3 separate regions of the Mus musculus genome follow, and regions 1 and 2 are each linked to region 3. A link is a loop called in an ENCODE intact Hi-C map of the cell type or tissue named here. Cell type or tissue: heart. All regions are shown on one strand.

Region 1 (8,000 bases), 190 kb before region 3:
CATAGTGAGACCTTGTCTCGGGGGTGGGAGTGGGGTGGGGTGGGGAAGAATAGAATAGAAAGAGAAACAAAAAAACAAACAAAAAAAGGATGGTTGTGAGCTGCAGGAGATTGAACCCAGGACCTTTGCAAGAGCAGCCAGTGATCTTCACTACTGAGCCATTTCTCCAGACCCTATTGCTATTTTAAAAACATCATGTGGGGCTAGAGAGATGGCTCATCGGTTAACAGCATTGGCTGATCTTCCTGAGGCCCTGAGTTCAATTCCCAACAACCACATAGTAGCTCACAACCATTTATACTGAGATTTGATGCCCTCTTCTGGCATGCAGGTGTACATGTAGATAGAGCATTCATATACATAAAATAAATCTTTTTTAAAATTATGTGTGTTGGGGGGGGGTTGCTAGAGGAGTCCAGAAGAGGTCCAGATCTCCTGGAACTGAAGTTACAGACTATTGTGAGCACCATGTACACCAACCTCCAGCCCTCAAGAGCAAGTGGTGATAACCACTGAGCTCTGTCTTCAGAGCCAGTCATCAAGATTTAAAAGCAATTACAATAGGATGAATATTCCTTATCTGAAATGCTTCGGGCCAGAAATGTTTCTGATTTTTTTTTAATGTGGACCTGTGCTGGGTGGAGATTAGCCAGCTACTAATTTGATGTAGCAACCTTTGATTCTATGAGAGAATTGAGTGCATGATAGATAGATAGATAGATAGATAGATAGATAGATAGATAGATAGATAGATAGATGAGTCTGTCAGTTCATCAGTAAAGGGCTTGCCTTGCAAGAGTGAAGACCTAAGTTTGCACTTCAGAACCCACATTTTAAAATAAATAAGTAAGCAGTAGCCAGACACAGGGGTCCAAGTTTGCACACACTGTTTCAGAGCTGAGATAGGATTTCTAGAGCTTGCTGGCAGCCACACTAGCCTACTTGGCAACTTCTAGGCAAGTGAGTCACTCTGTCCTGAGGAACACCACAGGAAATAGTCCTCTGAAACACACACACACACACACACACACACACACACACACACCTGCACACAAAAGTGAACAAACACACCTCCATCTGCATATTCAGTTGCATATAAACACATCTACATCTGCACAGGAGCATACACACAAACCAGTACTTGCATACACAGCTACATAAACACACACACACACACCTGCATGGGAACACGCAGGTGTATACATACCATACACACCATCCCATAGAAAATTTCCATAGAAAATTCCAAATTATGTTTTTCCCTAGACAATAGAGCATAATATATAATATATATTATGGCATTAAGTATGATACTCTAGAGACACAGAGCGCTATATACAGGTTATAAGCAGATACTACATTATCCTCTGTAAAGGTTTAGTATCCTCAGTTTTGATAATTTTGGTGGTCTTGGAACCAAGAGGGAGAGCCAAAGACACCTTTGTCTTTTTTCCTGTCTTTCTTTTAATGAAGAGGTTTGGATTTCTCCCTACAGATAATTAATGCAATCATTTAGAAATGTTAGCTAGACTTGAGGAAAGACAAACAGGATGGCAGATCTTCTAAAAATCCAAACAGATACAGTGTGAGGCTCTTTTGGAGTCACAGACATGAGTGTAGCAGACAATGAAGGGAGGGGAGATCCTTTCTTTTCCCCCTCAAGACAAGAATTCTCAGTGTAGCCCTGGATGTCCTGGAACAAGCTCTGTAGACCAGGCTGGCCTTGAATTTAGAGATCTGGCCACCTCTGTTTCCCGAATGCTCCCTGGTTAGGAAGGGAGATTACAAGGCATTTAAATTTCAGTCATCAAGACTAATTGTCTTTGTCTGAGGCCTAACCTCCTGAGAAGGTGGATTGCAGTGCTAAGCACTGCAGAAATGGGGTGTGACACAAAGTTCAGAGAAAAAAGGGGCTCACTCCATATATGTTGGCTTAAAAGGGTTTGTGATACATCTAGGAGGAAGTCTGCTAGTGGTGAGGGATAAAGCACGATCTCGGAGTCTGCTTAGGGTTTACGGAAGCTGGGTTTGACTGTAAATATCAGCTATTTGGGACGCTGAGGCAGAAGGATCACAAATTCTAGGCCAGCCTGGGCCTAACAGAGGTACTTCAGGGCTAGCCTGGGTCTACGAAGAGACTTCAAGGCAGGCCTGGGCAAACTTGGTTTCTAAAAAGAAAAAGTAAAAATGGCAGCAGGCAGGCAGGCACGGTACTGAAGCAATTTTCCACTTGTGTCATCATGTAGGTGCTGAAATTCTTTGGACCCAGTGGGGTGGCGGTACGGTACAAGGACAGTTCGCTTCAGGGCTAGGTTCAATCCCTAGTATGAGAGAGAAAGAAGAGGGTGGGAAGTAACGGAGGAGAGAGATGGAAGAGAGGGAGAGAGGAAAAAGAGAAGGTGTAATGAGCTTCAATGGTATGACTGGTAAGGTATCAAAGACAAACAGGATGCCACAACAGGCCTGCACCGAACCAATCCAGAAGAAAGGGAGAAATAGCAGGAGGGCAAGGGAAGAGAATCCTGGAGAGCCCGTCTTTGCCCAAAACGCAGTGAAATGTGGGCGTCAATGTGTCCTTCTTAGTTCTACCTGGTTCAGCCTACACAGGGGCAGGACTAGGAACGTGGCGAAAGCAGGTCTGAAAGCTGTACAGCTTGGTGTGCCTGCGCATGCGCCGGACCCCAGCGCCACCGCCCAGCTCTCTTCAGCCCCGCCCACGCGACGCCCTGCCTAGAGCCTGCGCTCACACTTGGCCCCGCCCGTGACCGTCCAGTCCCGCCCCCCTCGCGGTGCGCGAGGAAGCCACGAGGAGGCCCAAAGTCCCGCCTACCCAGAGATCCACCTACGCTTTGGCTCTGTTACAGAGGCGCTTTGCGTTAGCTCGACGCCGCGCAGCCGCAGAGGACATGGGGCGGGGACAGGGGCGGGGTCGGATCGGAGGCGGAGGCTGGGTGGGCGGGCCCTGGAGTCACGTGTGTAAACACGCCGCACGTGGAGCTCAGCCTGAGCCAGAAGGGCGGGGCTGCGGGTTCCGAAGGAGGAGGCGGGTAAGGTGCGCGCGCGCGCGCGCATGGAGGTCTTGGGCGGCGCGGGACTGGGGCGGCCTGGTTCTGTCCCCAACTTCAGTTTCTTTATCCCGCTGCATTGGTGAGAGCTGTGACCAAGGCAGGCCCAGCCCTAGGGGACGAAACCCCCCTACATAATAACCCCACTACGTGCGCGCTCTCCCATTTCACAGATGAAGTAAAGAAACTTGCTCCAAGCCACGTGGCTGGAAAGTGGCGCCACCAAGATCTGCCCTGGACAGCAGGGCTCCTGGGCCTTGCTTTGTGGCTTGCGTGGCAAGAGGTTCTGGGCTCCGACTCCTACGTTCTGCCCTTGCCCTAAGGGCTACATTTGGTCTGGCTAACATGGCGAGGCCTATTGCTCCGTGCACAATGAGGTGACAGGGGTGCCTGCTCCCCCAGCTAGCAGTCTAGAGACGGGCGCAGGCCAAACCGTCGACCATGGTTTCCGTCTGGGTGTGGCTGGAACACTGCGGTGGGGTCCGGACACCTGAGCCTGCATCACTGCTCCTTACACAGCTCCTCCTCCATTTCTTTGCCCCTTTCTTCTCCCCGAGCCGCACAGAGCCCCTTTCAGAGGCGACGCCCAGTGCAGCGGGTTCCTACCCTTCTGCCCCAAAGGGCCTCCTTTCCTCTCCTCCTCGTCCTCCTCCTCTCCCATCTGTGCCGCGTGACCGGGGGGAGGCGCCGTACCGGGCGCAGTCCAGGCGTGGGGCCCAGCCAAGCTGTCATCCCGGACTGGCGGGCCCGAGGAGGCCTAAAAGGGGGGACCCGAGTGCTTGGGACTGGTAGGAAGCGTGCTCCAGGCAGAAAGGCTGAGCTGCCAGCAGTCCCGGAGAGGAATGCGCGCCCTCTTCAGGCTTAAGCGGCTAGGTCCTGCGGCCCTGAAAACCCATACCTGGGCCCCTCCCAATTTTGGGTTTGAGGGTTCAGGAGCTTGTTAATGGGACATTCCATTAATCTAAGGCTAAGGCTCCGAGGCAGCTCAATGTAGCTGTAGGCCCTGAAGCCAGGCTCAGTGTCTGACCTTGGGCAAATTGCTGAGCCTCCGTTTTGTTCAGTTTCTCCAGATTCATTTACCAACATTCCAGCCTCAATATGTCCCTCTGAGATGATGCTTTTGTTTTTAATCTCCCCATGCCCTCTAACTAGTGCCCTTGCACATTCAACCACGTGTGTTGTGCCCGTGCTTCCCAGAACAGCCATGGGGTTTTGGGCTCACTCCGTGTGGTTTGCTCCGTGGTGCACAAAGGCTTTCTGTAGAGAATTTGGAGTTTTGGCTAGGGAAGACCCTCCTTCGGACTGCCTCTTTACTCTGAGTGAAGTTGAGGAAAAGGTATATGGAAGCCAAAACACTGGGAGCCCTAGGACACAGCGGAAAGGAAGAATTAACAGAACCCTGCTGAGTTGTGCCCAACCCCGAGGCTATGGGGGTAGGCCTGCTTCTCCAAGCCAGTCACTGAAACTGCGTAATGGAGCTAGCAACTTCTGGGGAGTGGGTGACCATGGCTTCCCAGTTACAGCTAGAGTCCTGCTGTGAAATGCAGGATGCCGCTGTTCAGCAGCTCACCTCTGTTGTTGTTCAGGCCTTAACCAGGTTCTGTGCTATTTCTGTATCTGCTGCTTTTGCCAGACCACTGACAGCCGCCCCCTCCCTCCCTTCAACCCCCACCCCCCACCTCAACCCCCACCCCCACCCCCACCCCCTGCTTCTGTGGTGTCAGGTAGTTCCGATGATGAGTTCTGCCCCAGGGACTGATTCATGCCACATGCCTGTCCTGCCCTAGCTCCACATTCCTTGACCACTGTGATTAAGGACCATTCATTCAGCTTGATACTCTGAGAGGGAAGTTCTGGCCGGCAGGAATGTCAGCCTAAAAGATACTGGAAAATAGCAAGTGGAGAATGAAGTCAGCACAGAACCAAGCCAAGCTGGGCAAGATGGACGCCTCTGAACACCCAGATGGAGCCCTTCCTGAAACTAGATAGCATTGTGGCTTGGCTATGTCTCTGGATTCATAAACTTCTTACTTCTTCTGACCGTTGTTACTCTAATTTAATCTCCTCTGACTTTTTAGGGGACCCAAAACCTTAGCTACCACTTCTGAATGAAATGTGGGGCTTCAGGTCACGTGGCCCACCAGACTTGAGTCTCCCATGGTGTGTAGGGCTTTTGCCTGCTCTGACTTTTGGCCATCTCTTGACCCATGGTGACCTTGAGAGATGCTCTCTGGGCTTTTCTCCAGCTCTTAACTATAACCCTAGGGCTTAGAATCTCTGTCCTCAGCTAAGGAAAAGTGAACGATCCACTGGTCTCCCAAGGCTAGCTGGGACTTGGTGTTAGCCTCCTGCTCTTGTGCACTAGTGCACATGGCCCTTCCTTCTCCACTTCTGTTGGTCTCCTGACCCACTTACCCATTCTGCTCTCCCTTGAGCCCTCTCATAGATACCATGACCAACCTTGGGTAGTAGAGAACAGATGAGGTGTTTTCAACTCTTAACTTTCCCCCTCTAGATCCCAATTTCCACACAAAGGCTCAGACACTCTAGGCACTTGTACAAGCCCATCCAAAGGGCTACCCACAGCTGCTACCCACCAGCAAGCCAGAGGGTGGGAAGTGTGAACACACAGGAGGGGAGAGGATGCAGCGTGGGGATACAGACGGTGCGCCTCCCAAAATGTGCTGCTGCACATCTGCCCAGAGAAAAAGGGAGGCTCGGAATCGCCAGCTTTTTGTTATTTTTACTTTTTGGTGCGAGGGGCCATCTGTGCAGGTTTGAGTTTGTCTGGAGGCAACAGGGTTGCAGATGAAATTCAAATACAAGCTTACTTCGCAGGCTGTCATGCAGAGACTTTCTCCAGGAGCTGGGATGGCAGTGCTGGTATTTTGTTTTTAATAGCATCAGCACATGCCAGGGTCCAGCAGCTGTGCACGTGGGACCTTCCACCAGCCCAGCCTACCGCAGCCACAGTCCTTTCAGCAAAGGCTCAGAAGGCTGGGATCACCAGTCCAGTGGAGGGAACAGGGTGGCAATAGCAGAGATGGAGTGGGAACAATTCTGAAGCCCACAATAGCATCATGATCCTTCCCAACTATGCCCATGAATTTGCTGCTGAGGACTTGGACTCATCGGACCCCTATGGGTCTTGCTTCCCCCCTTCTTCTGTCCCTCTCTCCCATTGTGTGTGTGTGTGTGTGTGTGTGTGTGTGTGTGTGTGTGTGTGTGTGTGTATGTGTTACAAGGAATTGAACCAAGGACCTCCTACATACTAGGCAAGTGCAGTCTACGAGTTAGAATCACCTCCCTCTTTTCACTTTCTATTTTGAGACTCAAGCTACCGGGGCTGTCCCTGAACTTTGAATCTTCCTGCCATAGCCTCCTGAGGACCTGGGACTACAAGCTATGTCATCAGACTCAGCAGGGCCCTAATTTGATGGCTGCCTACTGCCTGGCACTTGTACCCCAACCCCATCCCCACCCTATGCTGATGAAGTTTATATTCACTTAAGAACAGTCACTTGTTACTAGACACTGGATAGATGCTTCCTTGAGGCCTCTCCCCTGCCCTGGATGGCCAGCCACATCCTCCTGGGGCTCCGCTCAGCAGGAAAAGAGAGAATCACAGGCAAGTTTAGAAAGTCTTCCATGAGCCTGGGGTGAGAGGGCAATGATAGGTAGCCAACTAAATTCAGTATAATAACAGCAAGGACCAAGGCGTGGTCTCTTTCCTCCTTCCCCCCTCCCACTCTCCTTCCTTTTGACTCCCCCCACCCCCGTTACCTCCCATCACTATCCTCTTCTGTCCCCCTTGTCCTCCCCTCCCTCTTGCTTACCTTTCCCTCTTCTTTAATAAGGAGCCCTTGCTGAGTGTGGTGATCCATGCCTTTAATTCTAGCTCCCAGGAAGCAGAGTCAAGCAGATTGCTGTGAGTTCAAGGACAGCCTGGTCTACATAAAGTCTTTTAATGAGGAATAGTATTAGAGACACACAAAGATCTTCAGTCCTGAATGATATTTTCAGACACACACACACACACACACACAGAGGGAGAGGGAGAGAGAGAGAGAGAGAGAGAGAGAGAGAGAGAGAGACTCTGCAGTTGCTCTGGGAGGCCAGGTTAGATCCCAAAGTCCGAGAGCCTCCCTCCACATGGGATTAAAGAGGAGCAAGATGGAGGAAGGTGAGGAGGAGGTTAAGGTCAGGCAAGACTGCTGCCTTCACTCCTCCGGCACAATCATGGCAGAGTGAATGTATAGATAAGAGCTTCCACGGCCTCACAGTCTCTGGTGCTGACTAGCTGGGCAGACAGAGTTTTTTTTCCTAATCAAAACAAAAAGACAAATTACTAGCATCAAGTGGGTACGTTCACAGTAGATGACTGAAGTACCATTGATAGGAGCATAAAAGAAATATAAGCCGGGCGTGGTGGCACACTCCTTTAATCCCAGCACTTGGGAGGCAGAGGCAGGCAGATTTCTGAGTTCGAGGCCAGCCTGGTCTACAAAGTGAGTTCAAGGACTACACAGAGAAACCCTGTCTCGAAAAACAAAAAAACAAAAACAAAAAACAAAACAAAAAAAGAAATATAACTGATAAGCCCTACCCACCCTTCTTTTGTGCTTGCATGAATCCTTCTTGATGCCTGCATCTATCTCATCCTGCAGATGGGGTGCCCTTCCAGCTGCCTTGGACCATGTTGAAGTGCACCCTTCTCAGGGAGTGAGTCACTCTGGGATCTAAAAGCAAGCCTCTGATGCCACACCTCATCCCTAACCCTGCAAGCTCATCTTCTCAGATGCATTTGGTCTTTCATCATGAGACAGAATGAGGAAGCTAAGGGGGGAGGTGGGGGTGGAAGTAGGGGAGGCGTTTTCCTGCAGTGCGGTATAGGGTCCAGTCCAGGAAGAACAAAGCCAGCCCTGGGTGAAACGT
Region 2 (8,000 bases), 900 kb before region 3:
CTTCTTGCAGGGGCTCTTAGTTAAGTGGGTCTAAGGACACCTCCCATAAGTGTGTGACTATCCCCATGTTCAGGAGCCTTTGAGAAGAAAGGATGGGTACTGGGGTTAGTCCCCCTTGTCCACACCATAGTACTGACAGGCAACAAGACAGGGGGAGTCAGTGGACAATGTGTTCCCTGACCGCCTTGTACCAGGAAGACCCAGAGTGCTTCAGCAAAGGGGCTGACCAAAAGCACCCACTCCCTGAGCTTTAATATTGTCTCCGGGTAATTTAAAAGAAGACACAAGTAAATTTATTTTCTTTTGTGAGAAAACAGTCTGGCAGTGCTGTGTTGTCATATGTTTTTATGAGGACGGTTTCAGGAGGCCCACTAGGAGAGGACGGAGTTCCTCTTAGAAAGCTCCGGCATTGTTTGCCTTTAAAGTAGTTACCAACCCTGAAGACTGCGCAGTGGTGTCTTTGGTTAATATTGAGGGTAGCACTAGCGAAGAGCCTCTGGGTGGGGCTCTAAGTCACTCTAGCTCCACCTACTTGCAGCTCCATAGACCCAGATCTGTCTCCTGACTCCTTCCCATGCCCTCCTTGCTGAGACACTGGGGCTGGCACTGATCAGATGGATGGGTGACAGGCACGGGTCCCCCCCTGCCAGGTCTTCTCCTCCAAGTGAAACTGACGAATACTTCCTGGTGTTGGGTGTTGGGTTTAGATGGATTTGAAACAAGCGTGGCATTCTTGTAGCTCAGGGCTAATCTCAGACTCATGATCCTCCTTCCCTCGGCCTCACGGAGCTGGGATGACAGGGGTGGACCAACATGTAAGGCTAGAGCGTTGTTGTTTTCCATCAACTCCTTTCGTTTGGGGGGTCCCCGGCTGCCTCTGGGCTCTCTAGCTTTCCTCCTTTCTCGTCCCTTCCGGTGACATCATCTTCCTGCGCCTCGGAGAGCAGTGTACCTGGCAGGACACATCCTGTCTCTCTGGAGGGACTCGCTCCAGCCAGAGGAAGCCTGGGCTCCCCTGAGTCAGTTCAGTTCTTCCCTATGCCGGGGCGGCCTGTCCTCTGGGCCTTGCCAGCACGCTGGGTTTTCCTCACACCTGTTCCTCACACGGTTTGGTTTTTATTTTTTAACTACATATGTAATATGGATTCCCTCATCAATATTCACCTGTCACGAGAGGCAGAACTCTTGGAGAAGACGATTAAGAGAAAAGAAACTGCTTGTTACCAGCTGACAATCCTATGAGAATTTCCCACCCCACCCCACCCCACACCCCACGTGCCCGCGCAAATACGTCGGAGGTTGAGGCAGGAGGATCAAATCTTTCATAGTAAGCAAAGGGGGAGCAAGACCTTCCCCAGTGCCTTTTCCCCTCCAAACTTTCCTTTACCCTCTGCTGACTGCTCCAGCCTGCAAAGGCCAAGTATAAAATCCCAGCAAGAAATCAGTTCATACGTCCTAAGTAGCTTCTACTGCGATCATTATTATAATCATCTCTTCTCGTACTGGATTTTTGCTGCCAGTCTCTTCTTGGACCTGATTTATAAGTCAGGCTTTATCGTGGGTGTGGGTGTATAAGAACATCTTGGTGTCTATCAGTTGAAGGTATCCAGTATCCACGGGACATATTAAAGAGTAACCCTTCTCTCCGGGGGAGACGACTAGATATGTGACCATGTCGGGCACTTTCTCATCGCTGTGACAAAGTGTCTGCTCTAAACGGCTTGAAGGGAGAAAGATTTATTCGGGTTTAAGGTTTCCTGCGGCTCTGACCTTGATTGTCCCCTGTTGCTAAGGGCCCAGGTGAGGCATAATCTCAGCTAGGCCTACATGGCAGAGGAAGCCACTTATGTCATGGTGGCCGGTGAGCAGGGTCACACCGGAGCTGACCAGGGCAAGATGAACCTTTCGAAAGATTCCCAAGTCGTTACTTCTTTGAGCCAGTCCCCACCTCCTAAAATCCTGTTCAACCACGACCTCATCAGTAGGTTGGTCCATTGATTGAGGTGAGCAGCTTCGTGACACAGGCATCCCTCTGCAGCGTCAGCCGCAGATCAAGACTTTCCACGCCTGAGCCTCGTGTCTATCCTGCTATCTCAGATGCATTTAAAGTCTATCTCTACAAGTCCCCAGGGTGCTCACACCCCCCATATTGTTTCAAAGTCTCTTCTGAGAGAGAATCAAGGCAGACTTGATGGAATAGAGGTTTCAATGATACAAGATCTATCCGACCAACAACCAAATGTGGATGAAGGCCATGCCAGTTGCCATGTGTAAGCCTTCTGACACCCAGATGCGCTCCTGGAACAACTGCTTCACTGCAGGGGCATGCCAGGTTCCTAAGGCCACTGTCATTTGCCCACTATTGATCATGGTGGCAAGAAGGCCCTGCCCCTAATCAGCATCCATACACGCCATTTTTAAAACCTTATCCTGAATTCTGCTCAGGATAAATATTGAGTCTCTACGCACAGTCTTGGTCCAGTTCTGCAGGGCAGACACCTGCATCAGAGGCATAAGCTTGGGGCTCAATAGGCCCTGCTTTTGGCAGCTGCCAATGGCTTTCATTTGGAGGTCTGAACTCCTAGACCCCAGACACTATAAACTGAGCTTCTGTCAGCTCTTTAGTCCCTGTGCCCTTCCCATGACATGGGCATTCTCCTTGTTAAAGCAGATGCCAAGATACCCATTGTCCAGGAAACAAGATGCTCCTATAGCTCCACCTTAATCCCACCATGAGATCAGGGACAGCCATGGGGGAAGTATGTGATACAGAGCATCCATCATTCTATTTGTTCCTCCTATTCCCCCCTGAGCAACCACCGTGCTAAAGCTGGCTTTTCCTCCCCTACGTTGAACCCAGTTCAGTCCATTGGTTTCCAGAAGCAACTGATAAGGTACAAATGAAAGTGGACAGAGGCTGTGGGAAAAGGTGGCCATACTTTTTTTTTCTAACACAATGAACATTCCATATTTGAGGACAGTCCAAACTGTACACACTCCCAGGTAAAGGGCACGACCCTTGTGGTCTCAGTGGCGTAGACACTCTTGATAGGCTCTCACCAGCCACCAGGAGGCAGCAGGGAGCCTCCCCGCCAAGCCTGCTGATTCCAAGCAAGGCCTCAGGGAGGGAAGGTTGTCAGGCCTTTAATTAGCTGGGAAGTTCACCTTCTCTAGTGGCCTGCTTATGGGAGCTAGAGAGCAAGCGGGAGGAAGAGCTCACACAGAGAGACCAAAGTGCCTGAAGGCAGAATTAAAGCACTAGAGAGAGCCCTGGAGTGGGGTTGAGTGAAAGTTGCCCCAGCAGAGGACTTTGTAGAAGCCCATAGCAGGTAGCCTCAGAGGCACAGCCTCTGCACACCTGTGTGTGTGGGCTTAGGGAAACCTCCTTTGGCTGTCAGTCCCTTGTTTGTGTTAGTCTCTGTCATTGCAGCATATTTCTGAGGGGAAAAAAAATAACCCTAATGAGGAAAGAATTCTTTTGGCTCTCGGTTTTAGAGGTCTTGGTGGGTGACCGGCTGGCTCCAATGCTCTAGCCTTGAGAGGTGTGACCAACATGTGTGGCAGAGGAAACTGCTAAAACTACTACAGGTAAGAGCAATGAAGGAGACCGGGTCCACGACCCTCTTGACCCTTTGACCCATTTCCTCCAGTTTGGCTTCACTTCCTAGTTTCTATCACTTCCCAGTGAGGACATCAAATTCTCTAAACTCATGAATGCATTAACCCTTTGATGAAGGTGGAGTCCACGAGAACCAGCCACTTCTGAAGGTCCCTGGCACTACAAGAGCTCTGGGAACCAAGCCTACTGGAGGCTTTGGGGGGCAGCACACTGCCATCTGAGGCTGGATTCAGGCTGGGCAGAACACTTCAGTGTGAAGGGGCCTAGGCAAGAGAGAGCCATCTCCTCGGGATAACATCTCTTGGTGAATTCTTTCCTCTGTCCAGGGCATTCCATGTTTTCTTTTTTTTTTCTCCCAGAAGACACAGAAACCTGGATATATAAGTTAAAGAACACAACACTTCAGGCTGTTTGCAACTAATTGAAAACAAAAGTGTAAATATGGCATGGGCCAAAGGAAACACATCTGTGTGCCGAAGGCAGCCAGCAGGCCACCGGTGGGCTCCTGGTGTCCTCTTGGAGCCTTGGAGGGGCTTCGCTCAGCTTTTCCCACCTCATACGGAGGAGCAGCAAGGAGAAGCTGTAGCTAAGGTTTATGGACAGCAAACCTGGGCAGGACTCGGAAGGCAACGTGAACCAAGGAAGCTTGGGCTCTTCCCAGCCCTACCGAGGGCGCCTGTGTTTTGTAAGATCCAGAGACTCGTGTGCACGCTAGGCTTGGCAAACACTTGTATAAGGCTGGTGCTTGCCTAAGCCCGAAAGAGACTGTTCAGTTAAGAGCTCACTCAACCCGGATCAGAGAAGAGACACAAACTGGTTTCCCAGAATGATGGTTCCTGCAGACTTCCTCCCTGAAGGAGATTTTCCATCCCTAAACCTTTCGAGGAGGAAGGCCAACCCCCCCCCCCCCAGAGCAAAGGTACCCAATTCTAACTAAATCAGTAGCATCCCGAGGAAAGAAATTTCTTCAGGAAACAAAAGGTTGAGCCCCAGGCGCAGAGGAAGCAGGAGGCAGATAGGATCCTCATGATGAGGAAGGAAAAGTTAAGTTGTCCAGAGCCCCTATCCTATCCAGGCTCACTTGCTCCTTTATTGAACATCAACAAACAGTGTTAGAGGCAGAAGGATGCAGGAGAGAGTGGACATACTCTGCAGTTTTGCTTCCGGGTCGGACTCCCCAGTCCCCCAGGCCTTGCCAGCAGAGACCCTGCTCTCCATAGTAATTATGGAGGACACCATTCCAGGGGGCATTTCCCTCCATTCCTGGCACTTACCAGTGTCAGTCTGTGCATAAATACAATTAGATTTGAGAGTTCTATTACAAAAGCCAATAAAGCGGGCCTCGGTAGAGATTCTAAAATTACTTAACTTTTCTTTAGAAAAAAAAATATTAAAACAGCATTATCACATCAGTGTGAAGGAAAGACACGGAGATAATAAAGTTATGTTAAACCTCCCTATATTTACTCATGTGTGAAACAGTTATGTCTGGTCACATAATTGCGATGGTTCTGAGGAATATTTCATATTTTATAATGAACATTAAAAGAGTTTGTGGATCATTACTTTATACGAGTTTCAAAGTTATTACATAAAACCCAATAGGGATGGTTATAAATTATCCGATCCTCCGGCCTGGCCTTGGTAAACATAACATGAATTCTGAGACACTGTGGCAGGCAAGATTCATGAGAAGAGGTTTAAAAAGGAGTCCCACCCTCCCTCGCATTTTAAAGGGGAAGAGAAGACCACAGTGCTTGTAGCTTGCTTTTAATATTGTTGTATCTGTTTGAACCCCCCCCCCACACACACACACAGAGAGAGAGAGAGAGAGAGAGAGAGAGACTCTCAGATACTGGCCTCCCTGGTTCATCTCTCATTACCCTATCTGAGGTCTCCTGGTCATTGTGGAATTCTTGAACTTTTGAAGCACAGATTTAAAATAATGTACTTAGTAAAGGAGACTCTGGCCAGCTTGAGTGTGGCAAACAAACATGGCTCTGGCTGGCTCACCTGTGGGTCCACAGCTGTTTATTTTTCAAAAGAAGGAGATCTTGTCTTTAAAACCTTAGACTGCATCTTTGCTGAAGCTAGAGAATTGAGAACATTTTCTGGATCGTCTCCTGCAAGTTAGTTAAACACCGAGACTGTTAGGATCAACATAGATGTCTGTCGTTTGCTTGGACATACTCGTACTATGTTTTGCTCAGGGGAGGGGGACTGCAGTGGTGGTGGTGGTGGTGGGGATCCTGCAATTCCCTCTGAAAGAATCCTCAGTTCCTACTTGGTGCATGAGGAAAATTTAAAGACCAGGAGAGAGGTAGCTTGGTGGATAAAGACAGAGGAGACCAGAGCCTCTGGTGATGTGATGGGCCTGCCCTGGAGATGTTGTAGCCTGGGCACCCTGACGAGACTCCCCAGGGAGATCTTTGCTCCCCTGGTTCTCAGAACCGCTTCCTCCCTCCGCCCAATCTACAAACAGAATGGCTCTGTGCACCCTGGAGAGTGGGAGAGGGGTCACTAGTTAGTTCTGCACCTAGGAACCTCCTGAACCTGTCAGCTCTGCATCTTGCCCTGGGCTCTGTCCCCTTCCCGTGGAGCAGCTGTTAGGGAGGTTTTCTCAGCAAACAGATGTCTGCTGGAGAATTGAAGGCTGGGAGTTGGAGGCCAGCTCCCGACTGTACTTTGAATTATGTCTGCCTTGATCATTACGCAGTCATTCACATATATTTTAGACATCAATATTGTCTAGAAATATTCTCCAGTCCTCAATGCTATTTATATGCTTCGATTCTTCTCTCTGCTTCTGCTCCGAGAGTATGCTCCATGCTCTCCCAGAGCCACCGACTGCTTTCATATCATTTTCATAAATATTTTTATTGGGAAGGGCTTGCCATTTTATTCTAAATTATTTCTCTCCACGCTAAGCAGAAGCCAGCACTCCTGGGGTGCCCAGGAACCTTCCTAACCTGTTTGGATGGGAGCTGAGCTGGTTCTATGTGGCTTTAAAGGAAAGAATATCTTATGGTGTCTCTTCCCAGACAGGGAAAATTTTGACACTAACAAAAGATAGGTTATAATGATGTCACTTTGGTAAAGCCATGGCAGACAGGACTCTTATTTATGTTAGAAACACTGCTTTGGCTTACATCTGATGTCTGCATACAGCGTAAGTCTTGGGAAGGAAAAAGAGCTCATGTGTAGTATGAGAGAAATAAGAAGTACAGGCATGAGGGTTGGAGAGATGGCTCAGTGTGTAGAGCATGTCTGCTTTTACAGAGGACCTGGGTGTGGTTCCTAGCACCCACACGGCAGTTCATAATGATCTGTAACTCCAGCAACAGGGGATTCTCTGCTCTCTTTCAGAGCCCCTGCATGTTGGAATGGAAAGGCACGCATGTGATACACACACAGACAGGCAAAACATCCAAACACACAAAATAATTTACAATCTTAAGTAGAACTACGTACAGGACTTGAGTGAGTATCAAAGACTGAGAATATTTTGGAGCAGAGAGCATCACCCCGAGATCGGGAAAACTGTCCTACCTCCTCGCTCCCTCGCCATGTACGGGCTGTGCCTAATCCAGGCTGCCAATAACCTGATCTGGCCCTGGCATGAGCTGCCTCCCTCCCCAGCAGTTCTCCAAGCAGCCTCTAGGTGGTGCTAATACTGCATAGCTCCAGCTTTTCGGCACAATGAAAACATTAATTTGCTATGAGATAATTTTTGACGTAAATGTAAAATGGTGCCCATTCGAACTCAGTAATGAAGCATGGTGCTTTCTGCGGCTCCTAATTTGACTAGTTAAATGACTCCATTACGTGTCTAACAGACAGAAGCAAATAATTTCTGGTCAGTTGATGTTCACTTATCCGTATCATTTTGCCCTGAAAATAAAAAGTCTCTAATCTACAATTCCTTTGTCTTGGTGGGTTTTTTTTTTGGGGGGGGGGTAAGATTATTAAGGCAAATATACTTAAATAATTCAGGTTAAAGTAGTACAGAGTAACAATTAAAACGCCAGCGTGTGTGCCTAATAGAGGCAGCACAAAACCGGAAACCATTTTCAAACTACCCTAACCTTTGCCCTGTCCCTTGGTCTGGGGTATTTAACAGAAGACTTGAGAGCTAAAAGAGAAAGAATCCATATTTCCAAACCCATTGTCCCCTGACAGCTAAAAACGGGCTGCTGCTGTCTCCTGTTCACTCTGCCACATAACTTTGAAGATTTTTGGACACATCTCAGTGTAGCAAAAATAAAAAGTAAAAATAAAATAATAATAATAAAATACTGCTTTAAAAAATATCAAGTGATGACTAATTTTGCCCAAAGGGGGGAAAATGGTTAATATTGAATCTTAATGTTCCTCATCTAAA
Region 3 (8,000 bases):
CCCAGCACTTGGGAGGCAGAGGCAGGAGGATTTCTGAGTTCGAGGCCAGCCTGGTCTACAAAGTGAGTTCCAGGACAGCCAGAGCTATACAGAGAAAACCCTGTCTCGAAAAAAACAAAAAACAAAACAAAACAAACAAACAAAAAAAACAAAACAAAATAAGAACTCCTCAAGGCTTAAAGAATCGCTGGGATCTTATTAAAACGGAGGGTTTTGGTTCCTACTCCAGACTCAGCATGTCCAAAAAAATTCCTCGCTGGGTCACATTTAGAGTTGATCTGATTTTAAACACCCAGGAGGTATAATTATACTTGGGCAGTGGCCCAGTAAGTCTAGTAAGTCTAGACACTAAAAGAGAGGAGATATTAACGGGTAGGCTGTATATGGTTGAAACACTACATTTTGCTGACTACTAAGAGAGGCTTAAAACAGATTTTTCACACTTTAAAATCTATAATGTATCCTGACCAGATAAAATACAATAGTCTTTTTCCAAACTCTACATACTATCTTCATGATGATGAAACCTCTTTAAACCTCCACAATCCTGTTTCTTATTTGTTTGGAGGCAATCATCATGGTGGCACTGGGGCAGAGACTACAGGAGTAAATGGGAAAAGGAAGGGCCCATGACCAGAAAGTGCAGTTCACACTACACCCTATACACTGCACTTCTGAGCTGGGTGTGGCGGCACACATGGTTGATCCATCCCATTACTTGAGAGGTAGAGGCCGAGCTGGTTCACACGGTGAGCTCCAGGCTAGTCAGGAGTACATAGCTGACTTTATCCCAACAGCAACAATAAGAAACAAACAAACAAACAAACAATCCATCTCTGTCTCCCTGAGTATATGCTTGACCCAAGCAAACAAACCAAGGTACCACAAGTTTTATATACAGAATCTAGCTCTCTCTTGAACAATGGATCAAGATTGAACTTTATTGTGATAAACATGCAGGGGCTGGAATCCCAGGAAGAACTTTGTTTTATTTACCCCAGATGCCTCGCATCAAAGTTGAAAGTCTTTCTGCAACATGCAGTAGGTGTGGGACACTCACAGCTTGTCAAGCGGTTGGTTGAGTGAGTGTGCATATATATTATCTTAATGTCATTAATCTTTCTAAGCAATTTTTAACAGTAGCTCTTCTTTGTTATGCACATAATAAAGTGGTAGCTGAGACACGCTAAGAAACTTGTTCTCAGACAAAAAGGGCATGAATCACCAAATCAGAGGCAATATCTTTACCTCTCTCCTCTAGTACTGCCCCAGTGCTTGGCTGCCCTTCTGGGCACAGCTCTTTTCGGCTCAAATTCCAAAGCCTTAGGTGTACGATACTGCCCCTCAGCAGCTTTTTACAGGGGCAAGGGTGAAAACCAGGTGGCAGAGGGGTGCAGGTCCTTGACAGAAGTTATACGGGAAGGTAGTAGCTAGGTCCGGTCAAGAACTTGGACCCATCTCTTCTAGTTCCCCCGAGAGGCCCCTGAGGAGAGCACACAAACTCGATCCTGACATTTATTCCTAGCTAAGAGACTGAGACGGCGGATTCAGACTCCGGGCCTCCATTTCTTTTGTGTACTAAGGTAATTCCCTGGAAGTTGCCTTAGGACTCTGTTGAGACAGGTATCCCTGATTCATTTCCCAAGCCAACTTCTAGTTCCGAGGTTCTATATTCCCACCCCGGCCCCGCTCCGCGTCCCTCATCCCACTTACCCTTCATTGTCGGCCAGCTTCCGGAGCTCTCTGGCGATGTCTCCTTCAGGCCTCACTCATTCCTTTCCTTTCTTCGCTTTGTTCAGCGGCTTTCTCCCGCCGGGACGCTGCTTTTTTGTTTAAAATTCCACTGGAAAAATCCGATAAGCCCAAGAGACAATTAACAAAGTGCACGGACTTGCTCCACCCTGCGTCAGGGGATGGCGACCAGATTTCGGATCGGGCGCCTCTCTGACGTCATTGACGCGACGGCATCTGTGTGCGTCCGTCACTGGCACAGGCTCTGTGGTTGAGAGAGGAGCGGATTTTGCGGGTCTGCTGTGGTGTTCAGTATGCAAGTGTCTGTAACTGGAGTAGTCGTGTTGGGGGGTCAGGATTAATGAAATGTAGCGAGAGCAAGCTGCCATAGAGAGGACGCGAGGGAGATTGGGGACGAGGGAGGGCACAAGTTGGCCGGGGATATCGGCGGTAACGACTGTGGGATTCCTTTTTTTTTTTTTTTAAGCAAGAGGCTTACAGTGTTGCCCTGGGTAATCTAGAATTTACTCCCGAGAATACTAGTCATATTTTGTACTGGTGGCCGGGGGTATTTAGTCCTGTTTCTGCTACTAAATACTTTTATGACCTCGTTCAAAGGTCTTTTTCCTATTAGTAAAGAAAAAGAGTAGGTTTATTTGCTATCGGATGCAAGAAGGTAGAGACGTGTAGTTAGTGTAGCTAGTATAACAAAAGTTACATTTTATTATGCAAACGGTCATTTCATAGGTTCACCCCCTAAATTCCTAACTACCTAAGCCTATCTCCCCAAGGCTACCCTCCTGTGTGACTTATCTTAGCTGAAGGTCAGGTCCAGTCTCCAACAGAAGTTTTTGATTGGAGTGTCAGATTACTCTCCAGCCGCAGGGCAGATGAAGGTGGCTTCTCTTCAGTTGTGCAGAGCAGAGCATTGCTCTTGGTGCCCACTAATACACTGTCCACTGGGTGTCATGGGGTTCTAGGACTGTGTCTAGTTGTCTTGAGTGATGTAACTGGGTTCTGGTTATCAGGTGCTGCCTTGGGTGTACTGGGGTTCCTTAATTAAACGTTTTACATGGGGTTCCTTAGTTAAACGTTTTACATGTCTAAAAGGCACCTATCTTCTTCTTCTTCTCTCTCTCTTTCTTTCTTTCTTTCTTTCTTTCTTTCTTTCTTTCTTTCTTTCTTTCTTTCTTCTCTTTCTTCTCTCTCTCTCTCTCTCTCTCTCTCTCTCTCTCTCTCTCTCTCTCTCTCTCTCTCTCTCCCTCCCTCCCTCCCTCCCTCCCTCCCTCCCTCCCTTCCTTTCTTTCCTGTGCTCATTGCATCTTACCCCATTGGTCTCAAAATGTTTGCTCTTTTAAAAAATTGATTCTTTTTCACTGAAGACAGTGTCCCAGACACTTGCTTTGTGGTCTAGGCTGAGCTTGAAAGTGCAACATTCCTGCCTGGCCTTCTGGAGCATTGGAATTTATAGTCTATCTTATTATATCCAGTCTAGAAGGCATTCTTCAGACTTGGAACATTAGTGTCTGTCATTATGATAAAAGACAAAAGTGATTCTCAAAGATCTGGGACACAAAGGCCCAGGCTAGCCTTTTCTCTAGACCAGTTATTAGGAGTCTTTTAATGGACCCTTTCAAATATCTAGCATAGCTTTGGGTATATGTCACTGTTCCCTGTGATTCTCAGATTACAGTAGGATGTGGTTTTTTTTTTTAATTTTTTATTTTTTTTCAGAGTAACAGTGACACCACAGATGGCATGCTTACTATTTTTTCTTTTTAAGAAGGAGAGATTCTAACTTTGTCATCCTCAGAAAACCGTATGAAAAAAGATACCTACTAGAGTTTTTGTGATTGTTGTTTATGATTGTAAAGTACTGGAGAGAGTAGTTGACAGTGATGGACGGAGCAAATGAAGTGTGTGCTGATTTATTTGGTCAATTAAGTTTATCACAAGAGTGCACAGTCAGCAGGCTGGGGCTGGAGGATAGAGAGGTTGAGGCCCTCTTAGCATACACATGGAGACCTTGTCTGAATAAGCAGACAAGTGAAGGGTTTCAAAAATTCAGAGTTACCTAGCAGAAGGGTGCCCAGAATCTCTGTATTTTAAAATTTTTAGTTTATGTTCATTGGTATTTTGCCTGCAGTTATGTCAATGTGAGGTGTCAAGAAGACCTGGAAGGGGAGTTACAGACAGGTGTGAACTGCCAAGTGGGTGCTGGGAGATAGAACACAGGTCCTCTGGGAGAGTAGCAGGTGCTCTTCCAGCCAAGTCCTTCCAGCCCCAAGAATCTATATTTTTTTTTAAAAGAGATTTCTTAAAAAGTACCTCTTCCTCTCTCCCCCTTCTCTCCCCCCCCCTCCTGTTTGTGTGTGTGTAATGAACTATCCATAGAGGTCAGAAGAGAACTCCATTGGACCCGAAGCTATTGGTAGTTTGGAGCCACCTAGTGTGGGAGCTGGAACCTTTGGAAATGCAACAAGCGCTCTTGATACCTGAACATCTTCCCAGTTCCCAGAATCTATTTTTTTAAAAATCATATCACTTTTTTCATTTATTTAGTTATTCACTTTACATCCTGTCTGCTGCTCCCCCTCTCCCTTCCCAGTCCCACCCCCATATATCCCTCCCCCATTACCCTGCCTCTCAGCAGAGGCAAAGCCCCTCCCCACCCCCTCCCCTGCCTGCCCTGGGACATCAAGCCACAGCAGGACTAAGTGTATTCTCTCCCACTAAGGCCCAGCCAGGCAATCCAGCTAAGGGATGGGGGGTGGGGGGGGGGTGGGTACGTCCAGTGGCAGGCATCAGATTCAGAGACAGCCTCCACTCCAGTTGCTAGGGGACCCATATGAAGACCAAGCTGCACAACTGCTACAAATGTGTAGGGGGCCTACATCCAGCCCCTGTGTGTTCTTTTGTTGGTTTAGTCTCTGTCAGTCCCCATGGGCCTAGGTTAGTTAACTCTGTTGGTATTTTTGTGGTGTCCTTGACCCCTCCAGCTTGCTCAAGCTCATTCACAACTTTCCCACAAGACTCCCTAAGCTCTGCCTGATGTTTGGCTGTGGGTTTCTACATCTGTTTTCATCCACTGATGAATGAAGTCTCTTAGGAAGCAGTTATGCTAGGTTCCTGTCCACAAGCATAGCAGAGTATCATTAATAATGTCAGGGGTTGGCTTTCTCCCATGGAATGGGTCTCAGGTGGAGCCAGCCAATGGCTGGCCATTCCCTCATTCTCTGCTCCATCTTTATCCCTGCACATCTTGTAGGTAGTACAAATTTTGGGTTCAAGGTTTTGTGATTGGATTGCAGTCCCCCTCCCTCCACTAGGAGTCCTGCCTGGCTACAGGATGTGGCCACTTCAGTCTCCCTATATCTCAGTGGTATGCCATGTCTCCGGCTACTCGTGCAGATGTCCCCCATCTATATCTGTTCTCTCTCCTGGCCTTCTCCTGCCCCATTCCCATATCTTATCCCCATCCCTGTTCCCCTGCACACTCCCCTCCTACCGAATCTCCTCCCTCTATCCACATCTGAATTCTATTTTAATTCCACTTTTGAATGAGACTCCACATCCTCCCTTGGGTCCTTCTTATTTCCAAGTTTCTCTGTTTCTGTGGATTTTAGCATGATTATCCTGTATTTTATGGCTAATGTTCACACGTGAGTACATACCATGTGTATCTTTCTGGCTCTGGGTTACCTCACTCAGGATGGTAGTTTCTAGTTCCATCCATTTACCTGCAACTTTCATGATGTCTTTGTTTTTAATAGCTGAGTAGTATTTCATTTTGTAAGTGTACCACATTTTCTCTATTCATTCTTCATTTGAGGGACATCTAGGTCATTCTCAGTGTCTGTATATTATGAATAAAGTTGCTATGAGCATAGGTGAGCAAGTGTCCCTGTGGTATAGTGGAGCATCTTTTGGGTATGTGCCCAGGAGTAGTATAGTTGGGTCTTGAGGTTAGAAGAAGTAAATTGGATTCCCAATTTACTGAGAAACCACCAAATTGATTTCCCAAGTGTTTGTGCTAGTTTTCACTCTCACCAGCAATGGATGAGTGTCCCCTTTGTTCTACATCCTCGACAGCATGTGTTGTCACTTGAGTCACAGTGATTTTGATTTGCAGCTAGATGACTAAGGACATTGAAAGTTTCTTTAAGTGCTTCTTGGCCATTAGAGATTTCTTAGTTGGGCTGGTGACATGGCTCAGTGGTTAAGAGCACTGACTGCTTTTCCAAAGATTCTGAGTTCAAATCCCAGCAACCACATGGTGGCTCACAACCATCCATAATGATATCTGATGCCCTCTTCTGGTGTGTCTAAAGACAGCTACAGTGTACTTACATATAATAATAAATAAATCTTAAAAAAAAAAGAAATTCCGTTGTTGAGAAGCCTACAGAATGGGAAGAGATCTTCACCAACCCAATATACGAGAGAGGAATATATCTATATGCATCATATATATGTATATCCAAAATATGTAAAGAACTCAAGAAATTAGACACTAACAAACCAAGCAATCCAATTATAAAATCAGGCAGATAAGGGAACAAAATGTTTTAAAGAATATTCTCAGGTGAGGTGTTTTTATGTAAGAGTGGGGTCCCCTTGCAGGTTAGGTAGTCACAATTTATAGGATGGTTATAAAAACATTAGTAAATGAACTCAAATCTGTATAGAAAAAAATATGCAAATACATTGAAAGTTTTTATAAATGAGTGGGAAAATTTGTTTTGCTTATTTTAAAAAAACTTTTTGAGGACAATGACACCTTAATTTTTTTTTCTTTTTATAGCAGTCAGCAGTAAACCTCACATCATGAAATGCATGTATTTTTCTATGAGTCAATCTGTGAAAGTTCTGTGAGAATTTGAAGTTCAATGACACAGTGGTGACTCCACCTATTTCCAGCAACTCAACTATGGAAAACTTGAAATAGCATTTGGTGAGATGGCTCAGCAGGTAATAGTGTTTGCCACCCAAATCTGACCACCTGAATTTCATCACCTCGTTCCACCGTGACAGAGAAGGGCTGACTTTAGAGAGTTGACCTTGGACCTCTAGACTCATGCTGTAGCATGTGTGTGCCAGCATTTACACATGCATGCCCACTCCAGTCAGTAGGAGTATGCTTCTAGATCTAACATGTTGCTACATTTGTGCAAGTTCTCTCCCTTTACCATGTGTGTCCCTGATACTGAACCCTTGTAGTCAGGCCTGGGGGCAAGCACATTTACCCACTGTTTTAGTTAAGGTTTCTGTGCTGTGATGAAACACCATGACCAAACACAACATAGGGAGAAAGGGATTTATTACTCTTAAGTATCCTGAGTCACAGTTTATGCAAGGAAGCCAATGCAGGGACTCAAACTGGGAAGGAATCTGGAGGCAAGAGCTGATGCAGAGACCACTGCTTTCCTAGCCCATTTTCTATTCTTATTAAAAGAGTTATTTATATATTTTTTATATTTGAGTGCTTTTTAAAAAAGATGTGTTTATTTTATGTATATGAGGTACACTGTCAGTCTCTTCAGACATACCAGAAGAGGGCATCAGATCCCATTACAGATTGTTGTGAGCCACCATGTGGCTGAGATCTTAGCTCAGGATCTCTGGAAGAGCAGCCAGTGCTCTTAACTGCTGAGCCATCTCTCCAGCCAAGTTCAGCCTGTTTTCTTATAGACCCTAGGTCCACCTGCCCAGGGACTGGACCATCTAAAATGGACTGGGCCCTCCTATATCAATCACTAATTAAGAAAATGCCCTGCAGGTTTTCCTTCAGTTGGATCTTCTGGAGGCATTTACTCAGTTGAGACTCTCTGCTCTCAGATGACTTCAGCTTGTTTCAAGTTGATACAAAACTAGCACGCACAGCCACTGAACCATTTTGCCAGCCCCTTAGTTTTTCTCTTGCTGCTGAGACACCATACCTGGCAGAGACAAGTGAGGAACATTGCTGGTGTTCAGAGATCTGCAGTGTATAGCAGCAGGCAGGCACCGCTGAGTTGAGTTGGTGGTAGCTTGGGGTATGGCAGTGGGTGCTCATATCATGGCTGACCAGGAAAAACAGAATGGGGAGAACCATGTCTGGACTATAACCTAAAAGGCCACTCCTAATTATCCACTTCTGTCAGGGAGGACACTTCCTAAAGTGTCCATAGTATTCTCAAATAGCACCACCAGCTAGGGAACAGTTGTTCAAAACAGCAGCCTCTGGGAGACTTTGCAGATTCAAACCATGGGTTCCATAACTGAGCGAG

Evidence for each region. Peaks named below come from ENCODE experiments on the same cell type or tissue, not always from the same donor. Only the 100,000 strongest peaks of a DNase experiment are listed, where the experiment ranks them.
Region 1: it touches region 3 in a loop (2.2-fold over the local background); 3 of 42 quality-filtered maps call a loop at or near these places.
Region 2: it touches region 3 in a loop (5-fold over the local background); 6 of 42 quality-filtered maps call a loop at or near these places.

Annotation. Positions count from the first base shown.
Region 1 is chr7:38,082,231-38,090,230 of GRCm38, forward strand. The region is part of intron 3 of Gm30771 (a long non-coding RNA gene); the gene reads left to right. Among named protein-coding and RNA genes, the nearest start is that of Ccne1, 21 kb to the right of the region's middle. In heart, a CTCF peak has its summit at 3,919 (motif pointing left); DNase peaks (open chromatin) are centred at 2,841 and 3,781; H3K4me3 peaks cover 2,080 bases; H3K27ac peaks cover 2,471 bases.
Region 2 is chr7:37,366,803-37,374,802 of GRCm38, forward strand. It overlaps a transcript of Zfp536 not described here. Among named protein-coding and RNA genes, the nearest start is that of Gm30483, 43 kb to the left of the region's middle. In heart, a CTCF peak has its summit at 3,065 (motif pointing right); a DNase peak (open chromatin) is centred at 7,229.
Region 3 is chr7:38,269,434-38,277,433 of GRCm38, forward strand. Pop4 (processing of precursor 4, ribonuclease P/MRP family, (S. cerevisiae)) reads right to left here and starts at 1,915. Exons shown (of 7, transcript NM_025390.4): 1 at 1,714-1,915. The coding sequence starts at 1,720. In heart, a CTCF peak has its summit at 4,207; a DNase peak (open chromatin) is centred at 1,958; H3K4me3 peaks cover 2,277 bases; H3K27ac peaks cover 1,441 bases.